Linked DNA regions of Homo sapiens: region 1 is linked to region 2. Evidence: read pairs that join two places in POLR2A ChIA-PET (ENCODE). Cell type or tissue: B cell. All regions are shown on one strand. Links, peaks and the distances in the headings refer to the core of each region. The heading gives the core; the rest is flanking DNA.

Region 1 (5,369 bases), core at 314-5,313, 55 kb before region 2:
TCCTTAAAAAAACAAAAGCTACAGAGAAGGAAGATAGATTGTTTATTTATTTATTTATTTTGAGACACAGTCTCGCTGTCCCCCAGGCTGAAGCGCAATGGCGCAATCTCGGCTCACTGTAACCTCTGCTTCCCAGGTTCAAGCGATTCTCCTGCCTCAGCCTCCTGAGTAGCTGGGATTACAGGCACACGCCACCACGCCCAGCTCATTATTGTATTTTTAGTAGAGACGGGGTTTCACCCTGTTGGTCAGGCTGGTCTCAAATTCCTGACCTCGTGATCCGCCCACCTCAGCCTCCCAAAGTGCTGGGATTACAGGCGTGAGCCACCATGCCCAGCCGGAAAATAGATTTTTAAATAAACTTAAGTTAACCTTCATTTATGCCTTTTTCTAACAAAAGGCAACAATTATTAAAACTGATGACTAACAAGCCACATCAGGGAAAGGGTAAATGGCGACTAGAATAGGCCAGGTGCAGTGGCTCACGCCTGTAATCCTAACAGTTTGGGAGACTAAGATGGGCAGATCACCTGAGGTCAGGAGTTTGAGATGTAGGATTTAATAAATTCCTCTTCAAAGGTTTTAGCCTGTAAATTGTTAAGTACAATGAGTTCTGAGATGCTCTCCAAAAAACCAATGTATCTGTATGTTCAGCTCCCCTGTTCTTTGTTCTTCATTTAAAACTTTAAAAGTTTAACTTCCTCATTCTCTTCATCTCCTTGCCCCTCGTTTCAGTAAACAACCCCCTCCTAGCTTCTATCACCTGCTCCATCCTGAGTCACTCCTGGTCACCTCCCTTGACCTGAGTCATCCTGAGTCACCTGTTCTGTAACTGTTCTTCCCGCCATACTACTCGCCCAGCCACTCCAGCTCATACCCCTGCTCTCTTTAAAATAGCCCATCAGTATTAGCTTAGACTGTGCGGTCCAACCCTAGCCAATACGGGAACAACACAGAAGTAGGGGCTACCTGCGTCAGGGATAAGAACCCCTTCCCCTCCCTTGTTCAGGTGTGCTCTCACCATTGCTCCATCCGTGAGATGCACCCTTCCATAGAAGTAAAATTGCCTTGCTGAGAAAATTAAATTTATGTTTGAGTGATATTCATTTGCAGCTTCGAAAATTTATTTCTAACAGAGGCCAGACTAGGCAACAGGGCAAAACCCTGTCTCTACTAAAAATACAACAACTAGCTGGGCATGGCACGAGCCTGCAGTCCCAACTACTAAGGAAGCTGAGGCATGAGAATCACCTGAACTGGCAAGGTGGAGGTTGCAGTGAGCCAAGACTGTGCCACTGCACTCCAGCCTGGGTGACAAAGCGATACCCTGTCGCAAAAAAAAAAAAAAAAAAAAAAAAAAAATTTTTTTTAGGTGGAGTCTCGCTCTGTCGCCCAGGCTGGAGTGCAGTGGCATGATCTCGGCTCACTGCAAGCTCCGCCTCCTGGGTTCACACCATTCTCCTGCCTCAGCCTCCCGAGTAGCTGGGACTACAGGCGCCCACCACCACGCCCAGCTAATTTTGTGTATTTAGTAGAGACGGGGTTTCACCATGTTAGCCAGGATGGTCTTGATCTCCTGACCTCGTGATCCGCCTGCCTCAGCCTCCCAAAGTGCTGGGATTACAGGCATGAGCCACCACGTCTGGACAAAAAAAAATTTTTTTAAGACTATCAGCCGGGCACGCTGGCCCATGCCTGTAATCCCAGCACTTTGGGAGGCTGAGGAAGGTGGATCACCTGAGGTCAGGAGTTCAACACCAGCCTGGCCAACATGGTGAAACCCCGTCTCTACTAAAGCTCCAAAAATTAGGCGAGCGTGGTGGCACATGCATGTAATCCCAGCTACTCAGGAGGCTGAGGCAGGAGAATCACTTGAACCTGGGAGGCGGAGGTTGCAGTGAGCTGAGATCGCACCATTGCACTCCAACCTGGGTTACAAGAGTGAAACTCCATCTCAAAAAAAAAAAAAAAAGACAATCAGTAAATACACTGGCTGAAGATAACAAGATCCCTCATGCTTCTGAAAAGGCTTATAGCTGTAATCAAGTATAAATTCCTCCCTCTCCCATTACCTTACTTTGCTATAAAATAAGTCAAATAGGAAACAAGCACAATTTAAAATTCAGAAGTGGGCCAGGCATGGTGGCTCACGCCTATAATCTCAGCACTTTGGGATTGTACTCCCCAGATGAGGCAGGCAGATCATGAGGTCAAGAGATCAAGACTATCCTGGCCAAAATGGTGAAACCGTCTCTACTAAAAATACAAAAATTAGCCAGGTGTGGTGGCACACGCCTGTAGTCCCAACTACTCGGGAGGCTGAGACAGGAGAATCGCCTGAACTTGGGAAGCGGAGGTTGCAGTGAGCCGAGATCGTGCCACTGCACTACAGCCTGGTGACAGAGCAAGATTGTTTCAAAAAAAAAAAAAAAATTTAAAACCTGGCTTTTAATGGGTGGCTATTGATCTCATCACCTACTTCCTCATTTGCTTTTTTTGTGTGTGTGTGATGGAGTCTCACTCTGTCACTCAGGCTGGAGTGCAGTGGCACAATCACAGCTCACTGCAGCCTTTCAACCTCCTGGGCTCAAGCAGTCCTCCCACCTCAGCCTCCCAAGTAGTTGGGACTACAGGTGCATGCCACCATGCCCAGCTAATTTATTTTTTGTAGAGACGGGGTCTTGCTATGTTGCCCAGGCTGGTCTCAAACTCCTGGGCTCAAGTGATCCTCCTGCTTCAGCCTCCCAAAGTGCTGTAATCCCTGGGATTACAGGCATGGGCCACCACTCCTAGCCTGCCCTCTAATTCTTATCCTTCTTTTTGTCTATGCTCAAATGACAGTTTGTCAACAAGGCCTCATATGAACACCCATTTTTAAAACTAAAACTCCCAACCGCTTGTATTCCCTATCTCCTTCCCTGCTTTATTTTTCCCTACCAACCTTTTTACCAACCAAAACACTACATATTTTAATTATTTATTATGTAAAATATAAGCTACAAGTGGACAGGAATTTGTAACTGTCTATTTATACATTTCCAGTGTCTAAATCTGACAACTACATACATGGTAGAGCAACATGGTAGATAGAAACATTAATTATAATGTGCAGACCGTTTCCAAAAATGGCTCCCAATGAACCACGCTCCCTAACTGGCCCTATGACTTAATAAATAGAATGCAGCAGGTGATAATGTGACAATTCCAGGCCTGGCAGGCTCATGTTTTGTACTTTTGGAGGTGCTTGAAATCTGGCTACTCTACTGGAGACTACACAAAAAGGCTACAAGGAGAGGGAGGTGCAGTTGCCCAGCTGAGCCCAGACTCTTAGCCATACCCTCCAAAGCACCACACATCTTCCAGCCCCAGTTGCCACCTGACTACAACAAAGCACTTACTCAACGGTCTCGAGGTGTCCTTAAAAAAAAGAAAGAAAACAAAACAAAGCATCACACACGTTCCAGCCTCAGCTGCACCTGACTTAACAGCTGCATGACAAACCACAAAACCACAAGAACTATCCAACTCAGCCTATCATCCCACTGAATGAAAAATAAATAAAATGACTGTTTCAACTCACTAAGTTTTGGGGTGGTTTATTCCATAGCATTAGATAATTGAAACAAATGGTAAGGACTCATCAAGCCTATTATGTACCAGGCATACATATAAACCCATTTAATACCAAAACAGCCCTATTATGTAGCTATTATCCTTATTTTACAGATCAGGAAAGAGAAACAGAAGTTATTTGTCCAAGATCACCCAATGAGTAAGTTGTTGGAGTCAAGATTTCAAACTCAGACAAGCACTAACATCCCCGTTTAGCAGCATTTTTTCCCATTAGACCTCAAGTACACAGAATTAATCATAACTCTTTTATTCAAGACATATGCTGATTATTCATCCACACATGGCCCATTTTACTTATTTTTACCTTTTTATTTTCATAATTTTTTTGAGACAGGGTATTGTTCTGTCACCCAGGCTGGAGTACAGTGGCACAAACATAGCTCACTGCCACCTCGACCTCCTGGGCTCAAGTAATCCTCCCACCTCAGTCTCCTGATTATCTGGGACTACAGGCATGCGCCACCATTCCTGGCTAATTTTTTTATTTTTTGTAGAGACAGGATTTTGCTATGTTGCCCAGGCTAGTCTCAAACTCTTGGCCTCAAGTGATTCTCTCAACGAAAGTGTTGGGATTACAGGCATGAGCCACCACACCTGGCCTGGATTATTTTTAACGCAATAATCTTCCACAAACTAAGACTCTGATCATAACCTATATTTAACGATAATATCCCCCATCCCATTTTGCTGCCTTCCTGCAATAATAATCATCCTGAACCCTATTGTTTTCATTTCCCTTGCTTTCCTTTTTATACATTTTACTGCATCAAAATGGATTCCTAAAAAGTATTTTTAGTTTAGTTGCTCTTAATTATTAAAAAAAAAAAAAAGCAGGGATGTTGCATGTAATTTGGGAAATTTTGTTCCACTAACATAGATTAATTCCTACTGTCATATCAAAATTCATTTTTTTTTTTTTTTTTTTGAGATGGAGTCTCGCTCTGTCGCACAGGCTGGAGTGCAGTGGCGAGATCTCCCCTCACTGCAGGCTCCACCCCCCGGGGTTCATGCCATTCTTCTGCCTCAGCCTCCCGCGTAGCTGGGACTACAGGCGTCCACCACCTCGCCTGGCTAATTTTTTGTATTTTTAGTAGAGACGGGGTTTCACCATGTTAGCCAGGATGGTCTCGATCTCCTGACCTCGTGATCCGCCCGCCTCGGCCTCCCAAAGTGCTGGGATTACAGGCATAAGCCACCGCGCCCAGCCTAAAATGGTAGTTCTTTCTTATCTCTTAGTTTTTCGTTTATATTTTTCTCTTTCTTTGTTCTAGATTTTCTCCTTCTAGAATTCTAATTCATTCCTCAGTTGTATCCGTTCTGTTATTTATTCCATCTGTGATTCCATAACATTACAGATGGAATAAATTACAGAATAGATATAGATGTTTTGAGACAAGGTCTCACTCTGTCGCCCAGGCTGGACTGCAGTGCCGTGATCATGGCTTACTGCAACCTCAACCTCCCCAGCTCAAGCAAGCCTCCCACCTTAGCCTCTGGAGTAGCTGGGACTACAGGCGTGTACCACCTAATCCAGCTAGTTTTTTTAATGTTCCCCAGGCTAGTCTCAAATTCTGAGCTAAAGCAATCCTTTTCAGCCTCCCAAAGTGCTGGGATTACAGGCATGAGCCACCATGCCAGGCCAATGTTCTTTAATCCAACCACTGTATTTTTCTTTTTCATATACATATATTTTTTGAGACGGAGTTTCGCTCTTGTTGCCCAGGTTGGAGTGCAAT
Region 2 (5,369 bases), core at 261-5,260:
TTGCAAGAAACTATCCCCACCTCCTCTGCCTCCCCGAGCTTCTATCTGGGATACCCCTCCCCTGCCTCCCAGAAAGGGGTCCCCCTCATCCTCCAAGATCTCCCAGCCCAGTGACATCAACACTTTCTCTTTGGTCGAACAATTGCCGGGCAAACTGCTAGAGCATCGGATCCTAGAAGAGGAAGAGGTGCTGGGAGGTGGGGGTCAGGGGCGCCTACTGGGGTCTGTGGACTATGATGGTATCAATGATGCAATTACTAGGCTCAACTTGAAATCGACCTATGATGCGGAGATGTTGCGGGATGCCACCAGGGGCTGGAAGGAGGGCCGAGGGCCGCTGGACTTCAGCAAAGACACCTCTGGAAAACCCGTGGCCAGGAGCAAGACTATGCCCCCTCAGGTGCCCCCCCGCACCTATGCCTCCCGCTATGGCAACCGAAAGAATGCGACGCCTGGCAAGAACCGCCGGATTTCTGCAGCCCCGGTGAGGACCTTCTTGTGTTTCTTCTGCCTTCCTTTCTCCATGTCCTTCAGAAACAGGGACTAGTCTCTGCTGTTCTACATCCAACTCTGCCAAGTCCTTACCCCTTTAGGCCTCTCCTACCCTCTTTGGGACCCTGGCCCTGGTGGGGGAGGTCCAGGGGAGGCTTGATTAGGGGTGGACACCAGTAGAGGGAGGGCTCCTTCTCAGGGCCAGGTTTCATGTATCTTGGCCAAAACGGGCCTTCTGGGGCAGGCATTTGGGAATCCTGGTTCCTAGCGTGTGCCTGCTTCCTGATGTAAGGACTGAATTGGGAGTTATGGGATTCATTATTGACTGGCTGAATGGCCCTCTGGACCGGAGCAAGTTGCTTCCGCTTGCTCTGAGGCCCTGCTCTGCCAAAAACGCTGCGTGGCGATGAAGATCATTCACAATAGTAACCACTTGTTTAGTGCCCACTGAATGCCAGACCCTGGTCCAGATCTCCACAACAACCCTTCCTGATAGTCCAAAGCCACACAGCAAGCAATAGCAGGGCCAGCATTCAGCCCTGGCCTCTCTCGTTCCTAAGCCTTCTGTCTCCTCCTCTCCTTCTCCCTTTCTCTCTCTCTCTCTCCCTGCTCTGTTCTTTATTGTGATAAAATATACGTAACGTAAAATTCGCCACCGTAACCATTTGGAAGTGTGCAGTCAGTGGCACTGACGACATTCACATTGTCGTGCAACCCTTGCATTATTCATCTCTACTCATTCTCTTCTCACAATGAAAATATTTAGAAAAAATATGCAGTATGACAAATAGTTTTATTTTTATCAGTACATAGTGTAAAATAGCGAACTATCTAGGTCAAAGCCCCCAGGCAGGTGCCAGGGCAGCTCTGATCTTTTTTCTGGTTTAGGGGAGCTTCAGCAGCATCTCCTGGGTAGGACCAGAAGGCCTATTTGTGTTTCATCCTTGGTCCCTGGAAACCCTGGCTGCAAGGAGTCAAGAGACAAGTGACACCCCCATGGCTGATGCCTTCTTTTTTTTTTTTTTTTTGAGACAGAGTCTCACTCTGTCACCAGGCTTTAGTGCAGTGGCGCTATCTTGGCTCACTGCAGCCTCTGCCTCCCGGGTTCAAGAGATTCTCCTGCCTCAGCCTCCCAAGTAGCTGGGATTACAGGCACCTGCCACCATGCCCAGCTAATTTTTGTATTTTTAGTAGAGACGGGGTTTCACCACATTGGCCAGGCTGGTCTTGAACTCCTGACCTCAGGTGATCTGTCCACTTTGGCCTCCCAAAGTTCTGGGATTACAGGTGTAAGCCAATGCCCCTGGCTGCTGATGCCTTCTGTGACAGCTTAGCATTCTACTTCATTCTGTCCTGGTTTCCTCCTTAGCCATTGTTTAAGGGGCACTGGGGTTTTCCCACCTTGTGTCTAGCCTTTGGGAACCTTCCCAACTCTGAAGAGCTACACAGTTCTTCCTTCCTCCGCTTCTCCTAAGAGAGTCCCCCCAAAAGCAGAATCAGCTCCTGGGATAAGCCACATCCCTAGAGCTCAGGGATTTTTAAAGGCCCTGCTCTGAGAGGTGGGGCTGTTCCCGCTATTTATAGGGACTGGGAGATTCCTGTTCCCAGCTCTGAGTTCCTCACACCCAGCTGGGCCTGCTCACTGAGTCAGGGCACCCTGGTAGGTGGTCACCTCTGTCACTCCTTCTCTCTCCTGCCTCCCCTACTCCCTCACCCTTCCCCATCCCCTGCATGTCATCAGAGTTCTGAGACAGAGCTCAGCCCAGAATCTCCTTGAAGAAGCGGACACAAAGCAAAAAGCTCTTGCCAGTTCTGAGTGGGGAAATGCGGCCTTGGTCCTCCCCGGCTCAGCTTGTTGCAGGGGCTCAGCCTGCTGGGAGGGGGGACCCCTTGGGCCCTCGGCCTATACCACCGCCCCGCTTTCGTCGGGCTTCCAGCCAGAGGGAACCTCCTTATCCCAGGCCAGCGGAGCCAGCTCTGGAACTGGCTGGCTCCAAATGCCAGCCTGATACCCCTGCTGCCAGCCTCTGCCCGGCAGACTCCCCCAGCCAGCATCGGGTGATGCCACCAGGGCCTGCCAGCTGGGCAAACGTAAGTGGCTTTTGTTTTCTTATGGTGCCAGTGAGTGGTACAGAAAGGACATGAGAGTGGCCTTCAGTGACCACTCTGTTCTCTCCCTCTCTTGCCTTCTCTTCCCTCCCCCCACTGTCTCTCTCTCTTTCTCTTTTTCTTCCTCTCTCTCTCCTTTCTCTTGTGGGTTAATTGCTGACAGTGGTGCTATTGTTTTGACTGGGACACAGGCACGAACTTGGCAGAGCCAGGGCCTCACATGCCAACTGTCCCCACTGCTGCCCTCCCCTCTGTGCACCCCCACCCCCCGCCGCCCATGCACACCCAGGGGAGCAAGCCTAACAAGAGAGGGTCAACCAGAGGAAACAGTCTGGATATTCAAATGAGGAGCTCAGTTGCTGTCATCTGCCCCAAGAGGCAGAGAGGACTTGAGAGTAGCCAAGAGGTTGGGTGAGAGATGTGAGGCGTTGCTATGTGCACAGGCCGGAGCTAGACTCCCGCCAGAAACAGCTGTTGGAACCACATGCCGGCCTTATCTCCATCTGAGCTGAAGCCTCGTCCCTGGTGTGGCCTCCCAGGCTGCCCTGAGCAGACCCCTCAGGCAGAAACCTGTCATGCACCAGCTCTCCCTCCCCCTCACTTCCTTCTCCCTAGGGCTGGGCTACAGGCCTTGCTAGGGGCTTCTTTAGGAACCCTCCTGGGTGACTGAAAGCAGCTCTGGGATGGGAGACCGTTTGGGACCTTGTCTGAGAATCCTACCACCACACACGTATTTTGAGAGAGGAAGTGGGGCCAAGGCAGGCTCCCTGACATTCCGGCCGTTCAGAGCCGGCTGACTCGGAAGCCAGAGGAGCCAAGCTTCTACCAGGTCCTCCCCTGCCCAGACCACTGCTTTGACGCTTTCTTCCTCAAATAGCATTTACCCAGAAGGCACATGTGTCTGAGTCATCTCCTCTATCTAAGGGTTCTGGGTCTCTCTCTGCTTTGGGTCCATGGGGCTTGTGGATATTGAGGCTTTAGACCAGGGCCAAGCTTCCCTGGGCACCATTTGGGCCGCCCACCTGCTCTAGCCTCAGTAGAGGGGCTGGGAAAAACAGCTGTCTGCTCTGCTCCCTGTCACGCCTCTGGGAGAATCCCCCGGAAAGCCCGTGTTGCAGGAGAGGCCCAACAGCACTGGATTGCCTTACTGGCTGCCTCACGCTTATCAGACTGTCCCCTCCTGAAGTGGCTTTGGCCACACTCTTGTCCATCTCAGCCAGAGCTTCGCCTCCTTCTTCAACTTGGCTCCTGGTCTCCTAGGACAGCAGATACATGTATTCCCGGATGTCCCATATGTTCTTGTGCCCCTTTCATTGGATGTCGAGTGACTAGAAAGTCTTTTCATCTAGAGTTTGAGTTTAGGTCTGGAGTACCTCATAGGGAGGGGACACCACGAGGAAAAAGGCACTGAGTCGTCTGCTCTTCTCTTAAAGGTGGGCTCCCGGCCCCACACTGTTGCCAATGGCCATGAGTTGTTTGAGGTCTCAGAAGAGAGAGATGAGGAGGTTGCTGCATTTTGCCACATGCTGGATATGTAAGAGTTAAAGAATGGGGTGGGATTTGGGAGGGCTATGGGGGATGGGGAGGGGGGCCATCCATTTCCAAACTTTCTTTAGGAGGGAAGAAGCACCATAATAAGTAAATCTCAGTTCATAGCTATGAAAATGCTTCCTACAACAAGTGTCTGCAGGGTTTTTGAAATCTTAGAAGTCTCACATTTTTAGCAAAATTCATGAAACCTCCATTGAATGGTCAAAGTATCCTGATCACTCTAGAGTCTGACCCTCAGTTGCCCTTAAGAGCAAATGCACCCCAGCTGGCGATAAGAGTGTTATCTGGAACTAAAAGAGAAAGGAAATGGATTCATAAAAAATTTTCCATTAAACTTAGCATGGAAAGCTTTGTCATTTTAGAACTATTTGTACTGTTCAATGGTGGGAAACATTTTGCAATTATAAGAGAAGTGTCAAGAAGGGGGTTTCTCAGAGCTGCTACCCCACTGCCCCCATCCTGGCCTGCAAATTTGGAGGGCTGGGCTGAGTGGGGACAGAGGGGCTCTTGAGCCTCAGAGCATGAGGTTCCCAACAGATGTCTTCTTGACTACTCTCTTCTAAAGGCACAGTGAGGGTTTTTTTTCTTCCTGTACAGCCTTCGATCTGGCTCTGACATCCAAGACTACTTCCTCACTGGCTATGTCTGGAGTGCTGTCACCCCTAGCCCAGAGCACCTCGGGGATGAGGTCAACCTGAAGGTGACTGTGTTGTGTGACAGGCTTCAAGAGGCACTCACTTTCACCTGCAACTGTAAGTTAGTGAGGGGGGAGAGGATGTGAGCATCCCTTGAAGTGGGGTGGGGATGACTGTGTTTTGACTCGATTTCCACCTCATCTTGTGGCCCAGATGAAGGGCAGTGAGGATGCTCCTTTGGGGGTGAGGGGCTGGCTATGGGGCCAGCATTCTAGTACAGTCACTTTCCTCAACTCTGAACTACTTGCCTGCTTTATCTGGTTGGTGATGGTGCTGGAGAATACTTAGCTGGAAAGGGGGATCAGGGTGGGGAAACTGAGACCCATCTGCCTTGACATCCATCATGATTGCTCCCCCTACCTTACCCTTCACAGGTTCCTCCACTGTAGACTTGCTTATCTACCAGACCCTGTGCTACACCCATGATGACCTGAGGAATGTGGACGTGGGTGACTTTGTGCTAAAGCCCTGCGGGCTGGAGGAGTTCCTGCAGAAGTGAGTGAATGGGTGGGAGGTAGCCCC

What was found. Peaks named below come from ENCODE experiments on the same cell type or tissue, not always from the same donor. Only the 100,000 strongest peaks of a DNase experiment are listed, where the experiment ranks them.
Region 1: POLR2A ChIA-PET joins it to region 2 with 17 read pairs; 14 of 35 experiments call an interaction of 5 or more read pairs at or near these places.

What each region holds. Positions count from the first base shown.
Region 1 is chr1:204,519,467-204,524,835 of GRCh38, reverse strand. All of the region lies in intron 1 of MDM4 (MDM4 regulator of p53), which reads right to left. Among named protein-coding and RNA genes, the nearest start is that of MDM4, 5.7 kb to the right of the region's middle. RefSeq lists an enhancer at 1-443. In B cell, for the core only: no CTCF peak of the experiment used is centred there; DNase peaks (open chromatin) are centred at 775, 2,149, 2,495 and 3,425; H3K4me3 peaks cover 2,758 bases; H3K27ac peaks cover 4,539 bases.
Region 2 is chr1:204,463,985-204,469,353 of GRCh38, reverse strand. It overlaps PIK3C2B (phosphatidylinositol-4-phosphate 3-kinase catalytic subunit type 2 beta), which reads left to right. Exons shown (of 33, transcript NM_001377334.1): 2 at 1-484; 3 at 4,035-4,135; 4 at 4,750-4,904; 5 at 5,222-5,342. Among named protein-coding and RNA genes, the nearest start is that of PIK3C2B, 28 kb to the left of the region's middle. RefSeq lists an enhancer at 375-1,202. In B cell, for the core only: no CTCF peak of the experiment used is centred there; DNase peaks (open chromatin) are centred at 3,183 and 4,827; H3K4me3 peaks cover 316 bases; H3K27ac peaks cover 4,479 bases.